Linked DNA regions of Homo sapiens: region 2 is linked to region 1. The links are chromatin contacts, found by Hi-C or POLR2A ChIA-PET in ENCODE. All regions are on one chromosome and are shown on one strand. The core of a region is the stretch at or near the end of the contact, and the rest is flanking DNA. Distances in the headings are between cores, read along the strand shown. Region 1 overlaps COL15A1 (collagen type XV alpha 1 chain). Region 2 has its middle 23 kb from the start of ADIPINT.

Region 1 (4,784 bases), core at 1-2,500:
ACAGACAAGAGGAGGAAATTGAGCCACAGAGAAGTTAAGTAACCCAGCCAGGAGCAAACAGCTTGTGAATGGCAGAGCTGGCATTTGAGCTCAGATAGCAGATCTTCTAACCCCCAGATCTGGAGCTTCTAACTCCCAGATTCTATTCCTTCTGGGGTTTAACAGAAAAGTTTGTAATAATCCTTGCTCTTTGTTGAATACCTACAGTGTGCCAAGTGTTTGGATATTTTGTCTCCAACACCGACAGCATACCGCCTACTCAGTAGCACTAGCCACTATTTTATAGGTGGAAAAACCAACACTTGGAAGAGCTAAGTCCAGAGTCCCCACCCATTCTGACTTTTGCCACAAACTCCCCAACTCTCAGAGGATCAGCTAAACTCCTGTGTGGCACAAGTGAGAAACTGATGGCCAGAGAGGGGCCAGTTACCCAGCAAGGCAGCAGCAGTCCCTAGGAGAAGAGCTGGTCCCCTGGCTGCCCATCCAGGGCTCTGGCCCCTGCCTCTTGTCCCCCTACCTGTGCAGAGGAGCACTGGTAAAAGCCCAGGCGTCAAACACTATCCCCCAGGCACTAGCTTGGCATATGCCCAAGCCCTGAGATCGCTTGTGGTTTCTGTCATTTCTCAGAGGGGCCGTCACTTCAGACTGAAGATGTAAGTACAAGATCATTCCTGGCAGCACTGTTCTTAGGAACAAAAATAACCCAAACTGCCCACAGTAGGGATTGGTCGGCCAAATTCTATTTCATTCATACATACAGCCCTGACACTGGTGATACAGAAGATTTAATGACCCAGGGACATGCTCGTGGTATATTCCACCAAAAAAGCAAATTCCAAAATTATGTCTATGACCCTAATTTTGAATATATGTTATTTATATCTATTTACATATAGCTATGTAGAGCGATGTGTGTGTATTAGATACATCACATATTAGACGTAATATTCATCAAAATGTTATAAGCAGTTATCTCTGAGTGGTAGGATTATGGATGGTTTTTACTTTTTTTATTGTACTTCCGTATTTTATTAATACAAGTCTTCTACAATAATACATATCACTATTCTTTTTGCTTCTGCCATCAGTTAATGAGTGTTATTTTAACAACTAAATTTGGGGAGTCTGTGGGTCAGAGAAAGTATAGAGAACTGGAGAGAAAAAATTGTAGGATAATTTAATAACGTCATGACAGAGCCAAGGAGGCAGGGTGTTGCTGTGGAAATACTGCCCGCTGGGGAGAGTCAGACAGCTTGGAAGGAGGCCCTGCCTAGCCCCCTATTTGCTGTCGGCCTGGGGCAAGTTGCTGATCAGTTTCCAAGCTTCAGATTCCTTAGCCGTCCTCTGGGAGCATGAACAATCCCCGATGCTGGGTGGATGAGAGGGCTGAATCTGGCCGCAGTTGTGGAAGTGGCTTCTGAATTGCGAATGCTTTTCTCAGGGGTGGAATTAGGATCTCTCAGCAAGGGGTTAAGGTGAAGGGGCTGGGGCGAGGGCTTTCCTAGACTGAGAAGATGAGGTCCACGTGGGGACTGGGCTCTGATCCCAACGCAGCTCGCCTGTTCCCGGGATCAGCCACACTCCTTATCTAGCAGACAAAAGGTCAGTTGAAAGCAATGGAGCTAGCCAAAGTGTCCTTTTCTTCTTGATGTGTAGACAGCCCGGATGGTGGGAGAAAGCCCTGGCTAAGCAAAGCCCCTAATATTTGCATTCAGAGCTTCCCTGACACCATCGTGACCCGTGGAAGGGGCCACCCCACCTCCTTCTTCCCAGGGGTCAGTCCTTGGAGGACAGGCAATCGGCTGCTTGCACGGCACCCCCTGGTGGTCAGAGCAGGGAAGACGAGAGTGCTCGACCCGTGCTGGCCACTCTTCCATCACAGGATGGGACAGGAGTGGGTGGGGAGGGGGGCAGAGTCCTTTGGAGGATTTGGCACCTCTTCCAGAGTTATTGTGACCATGGGACCTGCGTGAGCACAGCGTGTGTGGGAAGGGCCTGGCCCGGGGACAGGCTGACCTGGCTTCAGGGCCCTTCCCAGTCTCAGTCTCATTCCCAGGGTTAATAATACTGAGGTATTGATGTGTGGATCCGGCAGGTCACACCTGTCATGGGGTGATAGTGGGATCCCCAACCAGGATCTGCCCACCTGCAGGAAGGTGGTGGGAGGGGTCCCGGTGGGCAGGACAGGTGGGCCAGCAGGAGGGTTGCTGGAGGGAGTGCATGGGACAATCTTGGCATGGGCCCAGCCATAACAGGCGTGCAGTCATGGTAGTACAACTTCTTTTTCTTCTTCTTCTTCTTCTTTTTTTTTTTTTTTAGACAGGGTCTTGCTCTGTCACCCAGGCTGGAGCACAGTGGCACAATCATGGCTCACTGCAGCCTTGACCTCCCAGGCATGAGCTCCCTCCTTAGGCTCCTGAGCAGCTGGGTCTACAGCCACATGCCACAATGCCTGGCTATTTTTTTTTATTTTTAGTAGAGATGGGGTCTCGCTATGTTGCCAAGACTGGTCATGAACTCCTGAGCTCAAATGATCCTCCTGCCTTGGCCTCCCAAAATACTGGGATTACAGGCATGAGCCACCATGCCCGGCCAATGAATAAGTTTTCTTTGCTTCAAAAATCCATTTGCGTTTTTTTTTTTTTTTGAGATGGAATCTCACTCTGTCACCCAGGCTGGAGTGCAGTGGCACAATCTCAGCTTACTACAACCTCTGCCCACTGCAACCTCTGCCTCCTGGGTTCAAGTGATTCTCCTGCCTTGGCCTCCCAAGTAGCTGGGGTTACAGGCATGTGGAATCACACCTGGCTAATTTTTGTATTTTTAGTAGAGATGGGGTTTCACCATGTTGGCCAGGCTGGTCTTGAACTCCTGACCTCAAGTGATCTGCCCACCTCGGCCTCCCAAAGTGCTGGGATTCCGGGCTGCTTTTTAAATTGCAAAAGAAATATATGCATGTGGGAACAATTAAATTAATGCTCAGTTGTATAAACCAGAAAAATAATAGTTTCCTCTTCTTACACTCCTATCTTCTGGAAAATATCAGTACTAAACACTGTGGTTTAGCCAAGTATATAAATATATAAGCACATACATATACATATACATATACATATATGTATATATTATGTATGTCATAATCATTATTACATAACATGAATATGTTATATATATAATAATGATACGATATCTATACTCATACTTTTTTTTTCTATTTTACACACGTAAAACCATATCAACAATGAACATTTATCAATTGCTTACTATATGCCAGGGGCTGTCCTCAATGCTTTATTTGCATTAACTTACTTAGTCCTTGTGACACACAGTACTCAAAACAACCCTATGAGGTAGGAATTATTGTAATTCCCCATTTCTAGATAAGGAACTTGAGGCAGAAGTTGAGCGACTTGCCTGCAGGTGGTGCCAGAGCCTGGAATGGAAACCACACATGCTTTGCCATGTATGTTGTTCTGCAACTTGTTTTTTCCCCCTCTTGACCCTGTGTCATGGTATCTGAACATCTTTCCAAGTTAGCTGGTGAAGAGATACCTCATTCTTTTCCAAGACTGCAAAATGTAGTTATTGATAGCAGAATGCCTGCTTCCTGTAGGGTCTGGTGAGATCCTGAATGACACACTGGAGGGGGTTCATTCTGTGGATGGTGACCCCATTACTGACAGCGGCTCAGGGGCTGGGGCCTTCCTTGACATTGCTGAAGAAAAGGTGAGTAGATGGTAAATTTCATTTGATTAGTCAGTAGTAGGCTTGTTTGCTTATTTCAAACTTGGTGATGATTTTACTGAGCACCAGAGAGAACCACAAGGGTTTTGGTTGAATAGCATCAAGATTGCTTCTGTCCTCATGGTACAGAGGAGGTCAGAGTCCCAGGGCCACAGAGGCTCTCCAGGGATGCACAGGACTGGTGGGGGATATGCAGTGCAAGCTTGTCCTCACACTTGCCTGTGATGAGCGAGCGTCCAGGCCTCACCAATGCAACCCCGCCCTCCTGCTCAGTTGTGAAGGCACATAGCTTTATCAGCCCTTTGAGTCCCCTTCAAGACAGAATCAGATTAACTGCAGGTGTGTTCATGCTATTGTTTGGTAATTGGCTTTTACACCTGCAAAGCCAGTTTTTGAAATGCTGGGCTCCCTAGGGTGCAAAATTAAAGCATAAATAGTTTTCTCACAATGGCCCCTGCTGAAAACCCACAACGCCAGCTCATTCCTTCCCTTCTCCTGGGATGAAAACTTAAGACAGTTCTCACAGCTCTCTCAGTCACTATCTGGTAACAGTCAATTTTCACAGATATTTAAAAGTCAAGCCCAGCATAATATCAAAAATTCAACAAAATTACAAACACAGTTTCCCCCCTTCTATACTCAGGCCTACTGTAGACTAGGAAACTGCCAGGAAAGGGAAGCATGGTTAGGGGTTTCCTCTCTATTTTCTTACTTCTCTCTCCTCCTTATCCTCATGATCTCCCCATCCTCTAGAGCTATTTTTAACATCTGCAGGGGCTGGCCCACCTGGAGAAATGGACACAGTTGTACTTGGCTGGTCAAATTGTGATCTGGGCTTTTGGTGTGGAAGATGCCTGATTGTTGGAACTCTCTCTTATGGGGGCTTTTGTGGTTCCTGGGAGGTCTTCCTGCAGGGGACCTAGGATCAAAATTCCATAGTTTGCCTTGTAACTTCTGCCCGGGCTTCCACCCCATACAGGTTGCCCAGATCTTCTGCGTGGCTCTTTGAGTACAGCCCATTTCAGCCAGCTCCCTTTGGA
Region 2 (4,784 bases), core at 1,260-3,759, 110 kb before region 1:
TATTGATAAATACTAAGTGAAAACAATTTAAAACTCTATATACAGTATAATCTTAATTTTGGGGGAAAAAAACCCAAATCACACTTGTTAATAGTGGGTTGCAGTGATTTTACTTATTTCTTGTTCCCTTTATTTGCCAAAATGCCCACAATGAATATGTGTTGCTTTTGTAGTCAGAAAAAAAAAAGCTTTGAAAAGGAAAGCATAGTTTATAACAAAATTGTGAGCAGCTAGGAAAAATGGGAATAACTTGTAATAGTATTTTTCCCACTAATACTTCATAATAGATCATTTTATGGTAGGTTAAAGAACATACCTCCTTATTAAATTGGCCTGGCTTTGTCTGGACAACAATGAGGATTAGATTTCATGAGACACTTTGCGTTGTTTTCATGCTCTTAGTGTATATTTTTCCATGACTTGGAAAATCTTAAAATACTGGCTCCACTTAAAAAAAAAAGTTTCACAACTCCTTTGACTGGAATTGATTTCTCCTGTGGCTCCAGGGTCTGTAAAAGGCATCAGGATGCCACAAGGCATTGACCTTTATTCTTCGCCTCGGTCAGAGAATTTCCCTATGACTGGCTCAAGGTTTCCAAGAGGAAGGCAATTAAATGACCTAGCACAATTGCATGGATCCTCGGCCCTGGGCTTATCTTGATTAGGAGGAAGTGGCTATCTAGTTGTTCCAAATTTAGAGCAGAAAAGAGCCGGATGTCTAAGACTATCACACAGAGAAAGCCTTAACCCATTGGGGCTTTTGCCCTACTCACCACTTCCCTGATATCTGGCTGTGTCCATCTTGACGCAGAGCACAGGGAGCTTTGGGTTACAATTTTCCCCTTCCCAGCAAGTCTGTCCTAGCTTCAAAGTCCACTGAGAGGCTCCTTTCTGTGCTAAGATTGAGAAGATGCTGGGCACATACCTCCTGAGAGATTTCGTGGCTTATGCTAAAGGTTCTGTCATCTCTAAGACTGAGTTCAGAATCCTGAGGCTGGTGGTCAAGACCCTTCACCATCTGGCCCCCTGCTGCCCCTCTCCCATTGTTCATCTCTACTACAGTGACAGAGAAGTGTTTATGAGAGTGAACTCCAGGGACTAGAAACAGATGTTGTCCCTGCCACCAGGAAGCTTACGGAATAGTAGGAAGGTAGAAATTCAGCACACGGAGGGGAGTACATTCGCAGCCCGGCAGAGATCTGGCCTTAAAGACCAGATTGGCTTCTTCCTAGTTGTATGATTTTGGACAAATTATTTTATACCTCTCTGTCTTTGCCATCTCATCTGTTAGAGGGGGATATTAATATTACTAATAATACCAAATTCATAAGATGTTTGTGAGCTTTACATTATTTGATATGTGTGAAGCACTCAGTACAATGTCCGCTATATACCTTTGTCCCTCAGTATCCATGGGGCATTGGTTCCAGGGCCCCTCCAAGGATACCAAAATTTAAGGATGCTTAAGTCCCTGGTATAAAATGGTGTAATATTTGCATAGAACATGTGCACAACCCCCAGATACTTTAAATCATCTCTAGATTGCTTATAATAGCAAACACAATGTAAATGCTATGTAAATAGTTGTTATACTGTATTGTTTAGGAAATAATGACAAGGAAAAGAGTCTGTACATGTTCAGTACAGAAGACACCATCCATTTTTCCCCCTGAATAATATTTTCAATCCACAGTTGGTTGAATTCACAGATGCAGAACCTGCAATATGGAGGGCCGGCTGTACTCAATGCTTAGTACATGTTAACTCTTAGAGAAAATTCATTCACTTAGAGAAAATTTGCTGAGCTCTGACTAGGTGCTGGGCACTGTGCCAGATGCTGTAAATTCCAAAGGGGATAATGCACAGTCCCTGGCGTCATTCCAAAAAAACCCCGTATTTTACTGATGGAGATGCAAATGGGAACGGACCAAGGTAGCATAGCTCCAGGCACCTTGTTCCAGAAACTCTGGTCTCCTCTCTTTTCCAAATGTGCCATGCACTTCCATGTTCTGTGCTGTTGTTCCTTTTCTCTAAAAAGCTTTCCCTTTTCCTCAGCCACTGAAAACATTCAAGATCTGGCTTATGGTGTGTCATCAACACCGTGAAGCCTTCCCTGACCCCCAAACCAGAATCATGGACTCTCCTGTGTCTCCATCGTGCTTTGTATAAACTCTCTGCCTCTCATCTTCCCCTCAGCCAGGGCTGGTCATTAGAGGAACATCTCCCAATAGGCTGGAAGCTCTTTGAAGGCAAGTTTTATGCTTCACTTATTTCCATGTCCCAGTGTCCAGCACAGGGCCAGGCACATTGTAGATGTTTAGGAAGTGTTTGTTGATTGAATGAATGAATGAAAGCACATCTCACATCATAGAATAAATTGCTGCACTGATAGTGAGGAGAGATGCTTCCTTTCCAGCATAATATTCTATGAGACCACAGAATTTGCTCTGCAAATAGTTGGGTTCCTTCTACTTATTCCATCTGCTGCTGTGAACAAGGCTAAGTTTACTTAATCATAGGTAAGTTGGAGAAAGTGCCGGCCCAAGGGGTCTGGCCTGAGCATGGCTTTCCAATTGTAATATTGTCAGGAGCATCCTGAAAGGGTTAAGACCCTTGCCTTGGTGCTGGTCTTGTGCCAGTCCATTTGGTGTTCACAGTGTAGAGATTATTTAACTGGAAATGGAAGCCAGTATTAAGGCCAATATTGCAACAGAAATAATTGAATGTAAAAACCACATGTGCTTTGGGGACTGGGACACAGAAATTTAATTTTAGTTTCCTCACTTATTTGTCGGGTGATGTAGGGAGGCTCTTTCCTCTCTCTGAACCTCATCCATTAAATGGGGATCATAGGAGGCTGGAGTTGGGGAGGTTGGACTGATCAATCTGTAAGTTCCTTCCGGCTGTGATATGCCCTGTCTGTCACTTCTATGATATCAGATAAATGAAAGGCCAACTGAAACAAATTGCTGGAAAGTGATGTGGAGGGAGTTCTGGGAGAGGATCCCAGTCCTCATGAGGTCAAGCTCATAGTTTAGGAACCAAAAGCTCAGAAATGCTCTGAAACCACAGACGATCAAATCCACCCACTGGAGATTCAGCACATATTTGCTCAAAATTGCAAACTAAAAGCAGACATTTTTGAGTTGTTTGGAGGATGCATGGCTAGACCTAACCTGGGCGGTGAGTGTACAGGGCAGTTCATGCAAATGGGAGAGACCCTGTCTGCTGTCTGGGACCTGCATCCTATTGGCGGGAAGGGCGTTCCTGGCCTGCCCACCCTGGCCATCAGGACATAAAGATTCCTTGCTTGGGTCTTGCTCAGGTACTGTGCTTTAAGAACCTGAATGTTCTTTTGACTCACTATTTTATAGAGACAGCAGCAGGGTCAGTTGAGAAGAATTGAAACCCACTCTCAGAAGTGACTTGCAGCGCATACTTTTTTGAAAAAAATTGAGAGGTAATTCACACACCGTAAAATTTGCCCTGTTCGAGTATCTAATTCAAGGGTTTTTAGCATATTCCCAAAGTTCTGCAATCATCTCTGCTGTCTAATTCCTGAATAGTCTCATCACTCCAAAAGATATATTGAGGCCAGGGGCAGTGGCTCACACGCCTGTAAGCCCAGCACTTTGGGAGGCCGAGGTGGGTGGATCACGAGGTCAGGAGTTTGAGACCAGCCTGGCCAATATGGCGAAACCCCGTCTACTAAAAATACACACACACACGCACACACCCACGAAAGCTGGGAGTGGTGGTACACACCTGTAGTCCCAGCTGCTCAGGAGGCTGAGGCAGGAGAATCAGTTGAACCCGGGAGGCAGAGGTTGCAGTGAGCCGAGATTGCGCCACTGCACTCCAGCCTTGGCGACAGAGCAAGACTCCGTCTCAAAAATATATATCTCTATCTCTTGTGTATGTTAGCAGTCACTTCCTACTCCCCTCTCCCCTGTGCCCTTGGCAACTACTTTTGTCTCTGTGGATTTGCTTATTCTGGACTTTTCATATAAATGGAATCATACAACACGTAGCCTCCTGGGTCTGGCTTCTTTCATTTTGCATAACGCTTTTAAGGTTCATTTGTGCTGACTATATTTTTCTGAACAATTAAAAATTACAGGCTCCTGCAGCACAGTGCAGGTGCCACCTGGCCCAACCAGCTTCTTGGACCACGGCCAACCTGAGTGCACCTTCATCACCATCAAGCCAGACAGTGTGCAGCATGGCCTGGCTGGCAAGATCGTGAAGTGCTTTGAGCAGAAGAGATTCCACCTCGTGGCCAGGAAGTTCCTCTGGGCCTCTGAGAACATCTGAAGCCGCACTACTTTCACTGGAAAGACTGCCCATTCTTCCCGAGGCTGGCAAAATACAGGAACTCAGGGCCTGTCTTAGCCATGGTCTGGGAGGGGCTGAATGCGGTGAAGACAGGCCGAGTGATGCTGGGGGAGACCAATCCAGTGGATTCTAAGCCACACACCATTTGCAGGGACTTCTCTAGTCAGGTGGGCTGATGCATCATTCATGGCAATGGCTCAGTAGTAAGTGCTGAAAAAGAAATCAGCCGGGCTGGGCATGGTGGCTCACACCTGTAATCCCAGCACTTTGGGAGGCCAAGGAGGGTGGATCACGAGGTCAGGAGATCAAGACCATCCTAGCTAACACGGTGAAATCCCGTCTCTATTAAAAATACAAAAAATTAGCTGGGCGTAGTGGCGGGTGCCTATAGTCCCAGCTACTCGGGAGGCTGAGGCAGGAGAATGGCATGAACCCGGGAGGCAGAGGTT

What was found. Hi-C counts contacts between places; a loop is a spot of excess contacts on that map. ChIA-PET counts read pairs that join two places held with the same protein, here RNA polymerase II (POLR2A). Pooled maps may share reads with other maps.
Region 2: a loop to region 1 is called in a pooled map, with 2.2 times the contacts of the local background. The contact joins two enhancer-like sites. A Hi-C loop is called at or near these places in 3 of 168 maps with a recorded cell type or tissue (adrenal gland, astrocyte of the cerebellum and endothelial cell of hepatic sinusoid) and 1 of 50 pooled maps. POLR2A ChIA-PET finds 5 or more read pairs at or near these places in 2 of 52 experiments (BJ and RWPE1).

What each region holds. Positions count from the first base shown.
Region 1 is chr9:98,997,226-99,002,009 of GRCh38, forward strand. COL15A1 (collagen type XV alpha 1 chain) reads left to right here. Exons shown (of 42, transcript NM_001855.5): 7 at 3,614-3,726. Among named protein-coding and RNA genes, the nearest start is that of COL15A1-AS1, 55 kb to the left of the region's middle. RefSeq lists enhancers at 1,068-1,824, 1,825-2,580. Within about 2 kb of position 1,251, at least 17 of the 41 ENCODE cell types and tissues checked have a DNase peak (open chromatin) inside an H3K27ac peak, as active enhancers do.
Region 2 is chr9:98,886,287-98,891,070 of GRCh38, forward strand. It overlaps the pseudogene NME2P3. Among named protein-coding and RNA genes, the nearest start is that of ADIPINT, 23 kb to the right of the region's middle. Within about 2 kb of position 2,510, at least 2 of the 41 ENCODE cell types and tissues checked have a DNase peak (open chromatin) inside an H3K27ac peak, as active enhancers do.